Linked DNA regions of Homo sapiens: region 2 is linked to region 1. A link is a contact called in ENCODE Hi-C or POLR2A ChIA-PET data. All regions are on one chromosome and are shown on one strand. Each heading gives the region's core, a stretch centred on a gene start or an enhancer-like site at or near the end of the contact. The rest is flanking DNA. Distances are from core to core; before and after follow the strand shown. Region 1 overlaps LINC00607 (long intergenic non-protein coding RNA 607). Region 2 holds the start of LINC00607 (long intergenic non-protein coding RNA 607).

Region 1 (6,304 bases), core at 1,690-4,189:
TTTAGTGTCAGAGAAGGAGTCATTTAACTTTTCAAAGAGAGATTTCTACTTAATACCAGCTCGCACAGCAACGGAAGCCAAAAGGGACTTGTTTTCTACTGATTTTCTTCTAAGCAATTCAAAATTTGACACACTAGCAGAGGGCTTTGAATGGGAGAAGACATGCTCCACAGTGTGGTGAATAAGTAAGTGGCTACAAGTCATCCCTATAGATGAGGGCAGGTGATCTGGCCATTCTAAAGTTGAGAACACAGAGGCTGTGCCTAGGGGAACGACACTGGCCTGTCAACACCCTTGGCACTACTGTGCTGAGCAATTTACATGCACAAGCTCAGTTGGTCTTCATAACAATCCTGTAAGGCAAAATAGTATTTTTGTGACAAATGAAGAGCTGATGTTGAATGAGGTCGAGCAATTTACCCCCATTCTCACAGCCAGAAAGAAGTGGACCTATGCAGACTTTCCTATTCAGCCCATCACTTCTTTTCATCTCACGGGTGTGTGTCACTGAACCCATCGTGAATGGAATTTTGCTTTCTGGGCTCACTGTCAGATGAACTGCCTTGCAGATCCAGCAAGAGGTTCTCCGAGAAGAGTGAGGTAACTCCGGAGGGGCTGAGTCCTGACCTGAATCCTAGCTGACTCCAGAGTCTTTTCTGAGCACAAAAGTCCAAGACATAGCGGCAAAATCTCTCAGCACTGTACTGGCTCATGTTCTCCCCAGCCACTCTAAGGCAACCAGAAGAGGAGGTGGAGATGCCCCTGAAGCCCAGGGCTTTTTATTTACCCCAAACTCTCCTGAAAGACAAATATGTGCTCATCAGCTCCCAGCCTCTCAGGGCTTCCTGTTTTCTTAGGTGCTCTATCACATCTGCTGCTTCACTGCCTTGGGTTAAGTTCACATCCACTGAAGAACAAAGCTGAAGAATTAGGGGTGAGACCCCAGCACTTTTCTTTTTTCTTTCAATCTAAAGCAATTCATAGATAAGCCTCTTTCCCAGCCTGTTTACAAAGAGCTATCCTAAATCTCATTGTTGTATACAAACTCCAGTGTGGGGCTTATCCTCACTCATAGGGCACAGAAGTCTCAATGGAATATCATAAACCATTATTTAGAATAAAAAATTATGACCAAAATGTAACATTTCCACAGGCATCACCAACCCCTGTAATTTTTACCATATTCCATATTTGATTTATCGCCAAAGAGAAACGTGCCCTGAGATCAATCTAAGGCAAAAGGGGGTGGTTTAGTACTCCTTTTCTGATGCTTAGAAGAGCTATTTTTATCATTAATTCAAAGATTTAGAGTAAGGTGGTTCTTGATGAAATTCCTTGTGGGGACCTTAATCTTAAGTCTCCTAGAATCCATCCTTTGCTGTACTACTTTTCTGGTCTTTTTGTGCCAAAATAAGCATTTTTCCTAGACTAAGCTCTTTTCAGTTTTGCTAGTAAAAATCACTGCAGTATACAATGTTATATTGAATATTAATATTGGCATCAGAATTTTCAGAGCATTAAAAAATGCCTGTATGACTGGTACTTCTTATTGAAAACTCATTTAGAATATTTCCCTTGACTTTCTAATTGTTCATTTGAAAATGAGGGAGGTAGATTAGATTATATATGTAGCTCCTTCCAAGTCAGATAATTTCTGAATCTATGAAGGTCTAGAATATTTCTCCAGAATCCCTCAGTAGACTCTCTTAGAAGTTAGTTTTTTAAAATAATTTAGGATAAATATTTTCATCATCCCAACATACTCCAAATAAAATTCATATTATTTTTGCTAAAATATTAAGCTGGGTTTGTTGAAACGTATTCTGAAGGGGAGAAAAGGTATTATCTTTTTCTCACTGATGACAAGGTTCGTGGCTGACACCCCATAACAAAAGACAGATTAACAAGAGAAAATCATAACAAAATTGTTTAACTAGAGTTTTACATGACATGGGAGCCTTCAGAAATGAATACCCTCAAACCAGGGGAAAATTGTGATTTTTTTTTTCTTTTTCTTGTCTTTTTTTTTTTTTTTTTTTTTTTGGCTTAGGTTCTATGAAGAACGGGCAGTCATGTAGAACTACAACTGGACAAAAAGGGAGTATGACCCAGTGGTAATAAACTGAGGGGAACTTAGCAAGAGAGTTCAGAGAACTCCTTTTCTTTTGTTTTCTTTTCTTTTCTTTTTTTTTTTTTTTTTTTTTTTTTTGAGATGGAGTCTTGCTCTGTCGCCCAGGGTGGAGTGCAGTGGTGCTATCTCGACTCACTGAAACCTCCACCTCCTGGGTTCAAGCAATTCTCCTGCCTCAGCCTCCCAAGTAGCTGGGACTACAGGCTCGTGCCACCACGCCCAGCTAATCTGTGTGTTTTTAGTAGAGACAGGGTTTCACCATATTGGCCAGTCTGGTCTCAAACTCGTGACCTCATGATCCACCTGCCTCAGCCTCCCAAAGTGCTGGGATTACAGGCATGAAACACCGCGCCTGGCCGAGAATTTATTTATGGCCATGTTTTAGGGGAGAAAAATGGGAGAAGCTCAGAGTGACCTTCTTGCTTCTGTGGCTTTCTCAATTGTCAAGGTGCTATATTTTGGGGTATCATGCCCTAGGCCCCAATAATTTCCTTTTTCCTTTCTTTCATTTTCTATAAATGCATCTACTTAGCTAAAAAGTCAAATACTCAAATGTAGATTATTTTGTCTATACAAGTTTTGCCATTTAAAACTTTTTGCCATTTAAATTATTTTCTTTATGTGCATTATGGCTTCAGAACGGCAACTCAGGGAAAAGCAGCTTACACCCATACACGTACATGCTTATCTCTTCCTGCTGAAACCAAGACCCCTCTGATTAGTGAAGACTGTTACTTGGGGAATGACTGAGCAGTACATGAGTTTAGGAGTTCCTCCTTTTTGTGTTAAGCATGGTTTGGCTTAACTCCAAACCAGGCATGGGAAGTCTTAGTCACACTAGGCCACTGAGTTTGTATTTGCAAGGAAATCTCTGGTTTGCTTTCTGTGTCACCTAGCACACATCTCCAAAGATTTTACTTGTATCACTTTGAACCCTAGAACAAATATTTTGACATCACACAGTATACACAGCAGAATCCCACAGCTTACAATGCAATAATGCACTTACTTTCAGCAAAGCAAGGAGGAAAAGGAGGGAGAGGGAGCTGGTTAAAACTAGAAGTTTCTACAAGTTAGCTTGCTTAATCAGTAGGAGGTGGGTTTATTTGTTTTGTTCTCTTTTAGTGGTTACTTTCTATTAATGAAGACTGTGTGTACTTGTGTTTGGGGTAAGCTTAGTCATTGACATAGGGACAGGGCTGGAAAACCTAAGTTAAGCTTAGCAAGTTAACACCATAGAGGATAACAACAAAGACTGTCTCTGTAAACAAACTTTAGACCAGGTTCTTTGTGCCCTCTTCTCAAATAGGCCTCATCTTTGGGCCTTGTCTTTGGCCTGCCTAGTCCAGTTTTAGCAAGAATTCTGCTAAGTCAGTCTAGCAAAAATCCCCTATCCTTGATATCTAATCACCCTGGCCTGCCTTCAGCAAGAATTCTGTTAGTCTCTTTAGAAGAATTTCCCTATCTTCGTTGTCTCCTCTTAGTAATTTTCCATTCACGGACCCCCTCACTCTGTTCATTGGATATAAATGCCCCACGGCTTTGCTATATTCAGAGTTGAACCCAATGTCTCTCCCCTACTGCAATAGTCTTGATACCTATTGCAATAGTCCTGAATAAAATCTTCCTTACTGTTTTAACAACTGTCAGAATTTTTTTTTTTAACAAGGGTCAGGCTGTTATTTGTTATGTGTGTTGTAAAACAAAGCATTTACAATCTTCTCCAAGTTTTATAGCTCAGTTTTAGCCATGGGTATTAAAATATGATCTCCTGCCTGGGACCTGAAGGCTCCAAAGCCCTTATTGCAATTGTGCTTAATACATCCCTCTAACCCATCCCCGTTTCTACCCTTCTGGGACAAGAAAAGCTGTGCCTTACTTAAAACTGCTGTGAGCATGAAAACATTCCACTGGATGGGGCTGGAGGCACAGGGTGAGGGGCAGCAGCTCTACTTTGAGCCGTAAAGTGCTAAGTGGGAGTTTCGTTTGCCAAGAAGGGGCCTTCCTGCACAAGGTGGAAGGTGGTGTTGGTGAATGAATAATTGCCAGGGAAGTATCACCAGACACCAGGATAAGATTTTATGGGTCATTGGGAGGAGAAAGCAGCTAACAGCATCCTTGTTGAGTCTTTAGAGGCACAGAGTAGAAGCCCGAGGGAGAGTAAACAGCAAAAATAGTTAAGGAAAAAATAAGCTACAAATAGTAAGGAGGGGAAGTGGGAGCACTGAGCATCAGGGAAATTTCTGGCAGAACTCTAGCAAATGCCTGCACAAAATCACACCAACCTGATGATGCTGTCATTCCTGATCATTTCCTCCAGCCAAGGGGTTGCTCTCCAAACTTACGGAAGAGAGAACCTGAAGGCAGTGACCTACCTATTCACCAGCTTATACATCAGCATGAGTTAGTTATTCCAGCTTATTTTATGAGCTGTTATTCAAGCATTTGAGTATCACCAATGGTGAGGTATTGGGTGATTTATTGCAGAATATTATTCCTCTGTCACTAAGTGTAATGAGATCATTTGCAAATTTTATTTTTTCTCTGCCTTCTAAATGCATGCAATTGTTAGACCACATATTTGACAGCTGATATGATCCACAAAACAAAGGCAGATTCCCTCTATTCATCGTATAACTTAAAGAGAAAGCTTCTTCCCTACCAGTTTCCTAGAGCACTATCAACCTTGCTAACATCTTTGCATCCACTTCCTTGGCTTAAAACAGCATTGAAAGTTGCTTTTGAGTTTCTTAATGCACTGAAGATGCGATTCCTAAAGAACCTGAGAACTATGGACTCTGATGAAGATGCATGTTGGGAGATGTGAGACAATAAGCAGATCAATGCCATTCCATCAGTCTCTTCTTCCCACTGTTCTCTGCAAGTATCTATTGAGCAGAGCATTGAAGTTTATAGCGCTGTCAATGCCATGCAGGGAAGCCCATTGGGCTGGGTGTTTTGTATTTGTACTGTAGATCTACTCTCCACTTTGCCCCTTTCTGTTCCCTGGGAGGCTGCGCTCTGTGGACCATATCACTCCAGCTCACTTGTCCTCTGGCTTTTATTAAGTTTAGCCAATGAGAGTCATTGGCAGGAGATCACAGAGTGAGAGGAGTGAACACCTCTGAAAGCAAATTTCTTCCCACTCTAGCCTCCTCCCACTCCCTCTCCCTCTCTCCCAGGCTCTATTATACAGTGACTGTAATCCTGGCACTAGGCCACTTCTCCTATCGGGTGGAATCTCTCTTGCCAGAGAACTACAGGTTGTACTAATTTCTGGTAACCACTCTCTGCCTTCCTTCAGACCATGCAGGGAGTGATGCCAGTTCCTGCTGTGCTGTTCCCTGTCACCATCCTTTGGTGGTTTGCTTTAACGTTACTCACACATTTTTTAAACTATCCTCTATAGTTGACCTTTTGAGTGGGCCATGTCTTCCCTACTGGGACCTTAACCACAACCTCTTCATTCATTGTCAGGATTTTATATCTACGTCAACTTTCCAAAACACAGCTAAAATCTAAAATGTTGTTTTTCACATTTAAGAGCATTTTTAGATTGCAAAGAAGTAGCTATAGATTCCATTCCCAGCAACATGAGGACCCCTGAGGACTCATTTTCCAGTGAAATGATCGTAACTGATAAAAATCATTTTTAAAAAATTAAAGTTCCCAGAAATTGTTCTAAGGGTATACAGAAAATAAATCTATTCAAGAAAATCTACTAAATCTTGGTAAGAATAGTGAGGTTGTGGCACTTGAGCCATGACACACTAGCTTCCTCCCCACTCCAGCTCAATTTGAGGAAGGTTTCACTCTGAGTGGGACTGGTCAAAAGGTGAGGCTCCCTTTCCCTCTACTCGCTTGTTAAGGGATATGCAATCTCGCAGGAAAGGGCAGGACACCAGTGTTTCTCATCCTCTCCAATTCCAGGTTGGAAAGGCTAAATTCCTGGTAAGTATGGCCCAGCTGTTGGGAGCTCCTTTCTACCACCCACAACCCCACACATAGAGCGGTGGCTCTACAGCAGATGTGGCAGGCCAGGAACACTAGGGCCCCAATTATCACCCTCCAGCTCACTCACAGGACTGAGGCTCCACACAGAAGAAGCAAAATAAGAAGACCAGAGGCTACTACCCCATGCCAAGCACCCAAAGCTTGGTTTTTATTCAGAGG
Region 2 (6,304 bases), core at 1,942-4,441, 50 kb after region 1:
TAAAATCTGAGCTTTGTAGTTCTCAGACACAGGTATACGGAATAATTACATCAGAGGGTCTTAAAATGCAGATGTCCAGACCTCGAGACCCAGACTGAATCAGGAACTCTGAGGGTCCCTCATGGAGACCACTGTGCACAGCAGAGCATGGCTCTGCTCTAGATTATTTCTTTAAAAAAAAAAATGGAGTCTCACTCTGTCATCCAGGCTAGAGTGCAGTGGTGTGGTCTCAGCTCACTGCAACCACCGCCTCCCAGGTTCAAGCAATTCTCCTACCTCAGCCTCCTGAGTAGCTGGGATTACAGGCACCTGCCACCATACCCAGCTAATTTTCATATTTTTAGTAGAGACAGGGTTTCACAACGTTGGTCAGGCTGGTCTCGAACTCCTGACCTCAGGTGATCCACCTGCCTCGGCCTCCCAAAGTGCTGGGATCACAGGTGTGAGCCACTGTGCCCGGCCAGCTCTAGATTATTTCTAAAGCATTATCAACCCTGTGTGGATTTCTTAAGACCTACTGCCCACCGATCCCACCTGCAGACTTTTTTGCTGATTGACCAAGCTGCCAAGAGTTGAGGTGAAACTGAAAAGAGGAAGGGTAAAAATAACCACAAAGACAAAAATTGAAATAAATGACAAATGAATGAATACTGTATTAAGAAAAGTGTAAAGCAATCTCTCTACTGGGTGACATAAACTATTGTCTTCAAATTATTTTTACTACCAAACAAGGTTATAGGTTTAGGGTTTTTTGTTTTGTGAGGTTTGTTTGTTTTTTTTTTTTTTACAAGCAAAGAAAAAATGAAATATTATCTTCAAAATGTACTTTCCTTGAGTCTGTGTGGCTATTCATTATTCAAGATAACATCACACAGAGCAAATGAAAAAGAGCTGATTGTGAAAAATTATCTGTGAGAATCCTACTGGGAAGAAAAGTCCACGTGAAGAAAAATTGTAAAGGGTTTAGAGCTCATAAAGAATCAACTGAAATAATGTTCAGTGCAAAATTTATCATGTGATAAAAGTTTATGATCATGTGTAATACTCAAAATAAATGGAACAAATCAATGTCAGTATACCTGCTTTCCTTCCTTCCTTCTGTAAGAAGTCTGTACTCTCTTCTGGACATTCCTGCCAGCCCGGCAGGGTCTGTGGCCCTGTGACCTCAGCAGCTGGCCTCTCCCTCCCTCCCTTCTCCTTCCTGTCCTGTCCCTCCACACATCCACACATCTGGATGCCCCTCAGGTCAAGCAGCGGCCTGGCTAAGCAGCCAGAAACAAGGCTTGGATTCCACAGGGCTGCAACTTGGGTACAGCTGCAATAAACTTATCTGCTAAAGGAAGTCAAGACTCAAGTTCAGGGAAACCCTGGTCTGAACACCTAGTCCAAAGGGCTATAGAGCTATAAGTGTGTTGTCAGGCTTCTGCCAGTCAAAACAATAGAAAATTCAGGAGCAGGCCGGGCACGGTGTCTCACGTCTGTAATCCCAACACTTTGGGAGGCCGAGGTGGGCGGATAACCTGAGGTCAGGAGTTCGAGACCAGCCTGACCAACATGGAGAAACCCCTTCTCTACTAAAAATACAAAATTAGCTGGGTGTGGAGGTGCATGTCTGTAATCCCAGCTACCCAGGAGGCTGAGGCAGGAGAATTGCTTGAACCCAGGAGGCAGAGGTTGCCGTGAGCCGGGATAGCACCACTGCACTCCAGCCTGGGCAACAAGAGCAAAACTCCGTCTCAAAAAAAATAAAAAATAAAAGAAAATAAAAGAAAGTTTGGGACTGAAAGGAAGGTTCTGAGAGTGCAGCTCTTTGGTGGTGGCAGGTTTCTGAATGGGCTGGTGGCAGGATGGGACACCTACCAGGTAAGTCTTCCCCTGTCTTCCTGTGTCTCAGCACTGACCATGTTACTGCCTTACTGGAAAACCTCAATGCCCCTCATTCCCCATCCAATAAAGGCCCCTCATGTTCTGGCACTATGTTTCCTTTCCAATCTTATCTCCCATTATTCATTCATACAAGCCCTGAACAAAATTTGTTAAGTTCCTAATGTATGTCAGTTTCTTAAGTGCTAGAGTCAGAGATGATCAGAAGCACTGTTTTCATCTTCCCAAAATCCACAACTAGAAGGCAGGCAGTCCAGAAACCAATCACTTGGGTGTCTAACAGGCGTCTTGAAATTACATGTTCAAAATTGATTTGATCTTCCCTCTCAAACCTGTTCTTCCCACAGCCTTTCCCACTTCAGCAAATGACAATGGTCTTCCTTCCATTTCTTCAAGTCAGTCTTGGAGCCACTCTTGACTCCTTTCTCTTTCTCTTACAGCTTGTTTCAGCAAGTCCAGCTGGCTCTGCCTTCAAAATACAACCAGGATCTCATCACCTCTCACCAACTCACTGCCACCACCATGACCCAAGCCACCATGCTCGTTTCCTGGGTTACTGCTCTAGCCTCCAAACTGTCTCCCAGCTTCCATCCCTGCCCCTCTATAGTAAATTTTCAACATGGCAAGCAAAGCAATCCTTTATATTTTAATATAAGACAGGTCACGTCTGTAGCCTACCTGCTCAAAATCTTCCACTGGCTTCTCATCTCATTCAAAATGAAAGCCAAAGGCATTCAGGTCGTGTCTAGGACCATGCATCCTCTGGCCCCCACTTCTTTTCCCATTAAAAGTACTTATTGTACCACCACCACTCTCCCTCCTCTCACTCTGCTCCCACGGGTGTGTTTCTCAAACACCATCATGTCCCACCTCTGGATCTTTCCTCCAGCTGCTCCCTCTGCCTGGAATACTCTTCCCTAGGATAGGCTCATGGTTCACTCTCTCACCTCCTTTGGGTCTCTGCTCAACCATCACCTTCTGAGAGAACTTCTCCAACCACCTTGCACAAAATAACACTATCTTTCCCAAGCACTCCCTACTTTCCTTACTTAATCTGATTTATTTTTCAACATTGTACTTATTTTCATTTGACATACCTTCTATTTGTGTTATCTGTTCATTGTTCATCTTCCCCATTTGAATAGAAGACACAGGAGTTCAGAGACTTTGTCTGCTTTCTTCACTGCTGTCTCCCCTGCACTTAGAAGAGTGCCTAGCATGTAGCGTGCTCAGTTAATACATATTGAATTGATTAGTTAACTAGCATGAATAGAGAACTGTTTTCTTTTCCTTCCAATTCCTGGATTCAGTAAAATCCTATTCATTTAGTAAAATCCTACTTGTCTTTAGTCTCAGTTTAAAGGTCACCTCTTCAAAAAGCTATACCTGACTCACCCTAGAGAATTTGGTTCCTCTGGCGTGTGCTCGTGATACTTCATTTGCTGGATGGAACATGAGTGAATGGAGTGGTGGCATTCCTGTCGGCCTCCATCTGCCAGTGTGTCATATTTCCACCTCTATTACTCATCATGGTTCTTCTGGCAGCCAGTGACTAAACCAAGTCACACAGCCAACTTGCTTTCAGAACATGAAGTTCCACTTCAGTATTAGGCTACTGTTGAGTCTCCCCCTCACTCCATCCCAGCTTGTACTACCCAGCCCTCCTCCTGGCCCCAGGCAGGGAGCTCATTCCACAGTTCTTCACTCTTTCCCCTGACAGCCCGACAATTCCTCCCTTCACCTTCCATAGGTCTTTTCCCATGAATTTCTTAAATGAAACATAGTGAGGTTATTGTTCACTATATTGGCTTGCTTATAGACATTTTAGAAAACCTCATATTGCATACTAAGATAGTCACTTAGATATGTACAAATATGGCATTTGAAATGTTCCTACAGAATTCTGGGCAACAAGCTCATGGTCCCTAAAATGATCCACTGTGAAATCAATGGTGACTTAACACTTTTTATCTCCAGTTCTTTTGCCAGAAGCATAACATATTACAAGTTCAACAAGAGCCACTTGATGAGCATGGTAGCCATGCCTGTAACCCCAGCACTTTGGGAGGCCAAAGCAGGAGAATCGCTTCAGGCCAGGAGTTCAACATAGCAAGACCCCATCTCTACAAAAACAAAACAAAACAAAACAAAACAAAAAACCATTAGCCAGATGTGGTGGCCCGCACTTGTAGTCCCAGTTACTCAGGAGGCTGAGGCATGAGGATCACTTGAGCCCAGGAGGTCAAGGCTACAGTGAGTTAAGATGGCACCACTGCACCCCAGCCTGGGTAACAGAGCCTTAAGACCCCATATCAAAAAAAACAAAGAACATTTACTTAACCTCAAAATCCGTCTCTCTAAAAGAATAGTTCATCAATGAATCAATCATTCAACATCTAATGTGTACCCAATGTTGGGTTATATGTTTCTCTTATTAGAGGAAACCAACACATGTGAAACAATGGACAGTGTAGTGGACATCACATGATTTGTTCTGCACAGAATCTGTTTTCCCTTCTGGTTTCCCTTCGGGAAAACACATGTCTCCTCCACTCTCAGTCCACTTGTTTTGGGTAGAATTGAACCTATGTTCAGTGTACGAGTAAACAGCGATCCAAGCCTGGCCAGTCAGAGCATCCCAGCCATGGCCACAGTAATTGGCCCAGGGATGGGCATATAATCCAAACCAACCCAATATGAGTAGATTCAAATACAGTATAGTAGTTAAGCAGAAGACTACCTGGGTTCAAATCCTAGCTTCACTAATTACCAGGTGTAAGAACTTGGCAAGTTATCTGCTCTTTGATGGCTCCAGTTTCTTGGGTAGGAAATTGGGAAAATAATTTCTAGCCATAGGATGGTGAGACAGTTTAGGTAAGACGATAAAGGCAAAGTGCTTAAAACCATGCTTGGTACATATTAAACTTTCCATGAATGCTAATCAACTCCATTTTTGGAACTTTTATGAAAGAGGATCTTTCTTCTGGGGCCATCTTGCTAACACATGGCAAGAGCCTGCCTAAGTCAAACCATAGAGGAGAAGCAGCTTAGGAGAAGTGATGAATCCTGGCCACATCAATTGAGTCCCAAGATCTAGATGTGCCTGATATCAACTACCCCCTGGACTTTTTGTTACGTGAACAAATACATTCTCTTTTTTTCTGAAGTAGGTTAATTTGGGTTCCTGACTCTTGCCTGAAAGAGCTCTGCCTAATACAGGCAGTGGTTCTAGGCAATGTGTAATTAAGCGCTAAATGGGTTTCATAAACAGCAGAAGAGAGCAGAATGAGGCAAGTTCAATATGGGCTACTGTAAGTAGTGAGGACAGGGATGGGGGGAGTTCACCCACCTCAAATTCTGCCAGCTCTGGCAGCTGTGTCAGAAAATATCTGGGGAGTAATTGAGATATCATTGTCCCAGAAGCAGTATATTTGTTGATCAAAGAAAACTCACCTTCTAGAAAAAATAATGCCATTACAGAGGTTTTTCTTTAGCACAAATCTCTCGCCTCCCCTCATAGCTAGAATCTAGCACTCTATCTTTTGTCCATGTGGAAATGACAACTTCCAAACCTGCAAAAATGACTCTTTCCAATAGAGTGAAGAAAGGCCTTTGGTTTTGTATCTAATAATCATGTTAGCTGGATGTAACTGACACTTTCAGAAACGACAACTTCAAAGTGATTCCTTCCAGGAAATTAGAAGGCACAGAAACCATTGCCTTATCCTGAAGTTTCCATCCAAGGCTCCGTGGGCGCCTTTAGCCCTGAGTTCAGGGAGCTGTCCCTCATCTGAAATTGTGCATGTTTACTGTAATCCTCCTCTAGAGTTTCCTGGGAGGAAATTCATTTAACATCCCTCCCTCGACCTTTCTTTTTGAGCAATTTGGTGTATCCACCTCTCAGCCTTTCCTTGAAGAAATCCAGCTATCTATCCTTTTTTCTATGTTGAAAATAAAAGAGAATCTGTCTTTTTCACAATGCGGTGAGCAGGTTATATACAGCATGACAAAAGCATCATTTCATAGGCCTACGGTTTGAAGTTGATAAGAGGTTTTCAGGAACAAAGGGGTATTTCAAGTGAGTGAGCAAGACAGAGAGAGTGAAAGTGAGAGTAACAGCCAGTCTCACTTCTTCCAAATTACTTCCATTTTTCTCAGGGAACAGTCATCAGAGACATTCTCATTTAGAAAATTCATTACAATTTTATTACCTAAAAATTGCTCAACACATACCAACAACCATAAAGGATATACCGAAAGTGGAAATGCCCACTGTGTTACTCTTAAGGTTAGTATCCGTTGCCAGATTCACCCTTGCTTTATTAAGGTTGCAATATTTAGCTTTTGGGTTTACTAAACGAAAGAAAGAAAGAAAGAAAGGAAAAGAAAGAAAATATTAGAAATATTTGGAAAACGCCTT

The links. A loop is a pair of places that touch in the nucleus more often than their neighbours do. ChIA-PET counts read pairs that join two places held with the same protein, here RNA polymerase II (POLR2A). Pooled maps may share reads with other maps.
Region 2: a loop to region 1 is called in a map of CD14-positive monocyte, with 2.3 times the contacts of the local background. The contact joins the promoter of LINC00607 here to the enhancer-like site in region 1. A Hi-C loop is called at or near these places in 4 of 168 maps with a recorded cell type or tissue (CD14-positive monocyte, Caco-2, breast epithelium and 1 more) and 2 of 50 pooled maps. POLR2A ChIA-PET finds 5 or more read pairs at or near these places in 4 of 52 experiments (A673, GM12878, HepG2 and 1 more).

The regions. Positions count from the first base shown.
Region 1 is chr2:215,790,977-215,797,280 of GRCh38, forward strand. The region is part of intron 1 of LINC00607 (long intergenic non-protein coding RNA 607); the gene reads right to left. Among named protein-coding and RNA genes, the nearest start is that of LINC00607, 49 kb to the right of the region's middle. Within about 2 kb of position 2,940, at least 8 of the 41 ENCODE cell types and tissues checked have a DNase peak (open chromatin) inside an H3K27ac peak, as active enhancers do; they include A673, CD14-positive monocyte and endothelial cell of umbilical vein, where a contact is called at or near this core.
Region 2 is chr2:215,840,345-215,846,648 of GRCh38, forward strand. It overlaps LINC00607 (long intergenic non-protein coding RNA 607), which reads right to left and starts at 3,192. Exons shown (of 10, transcript NR_037195.1): 1 at 2,982-3,192.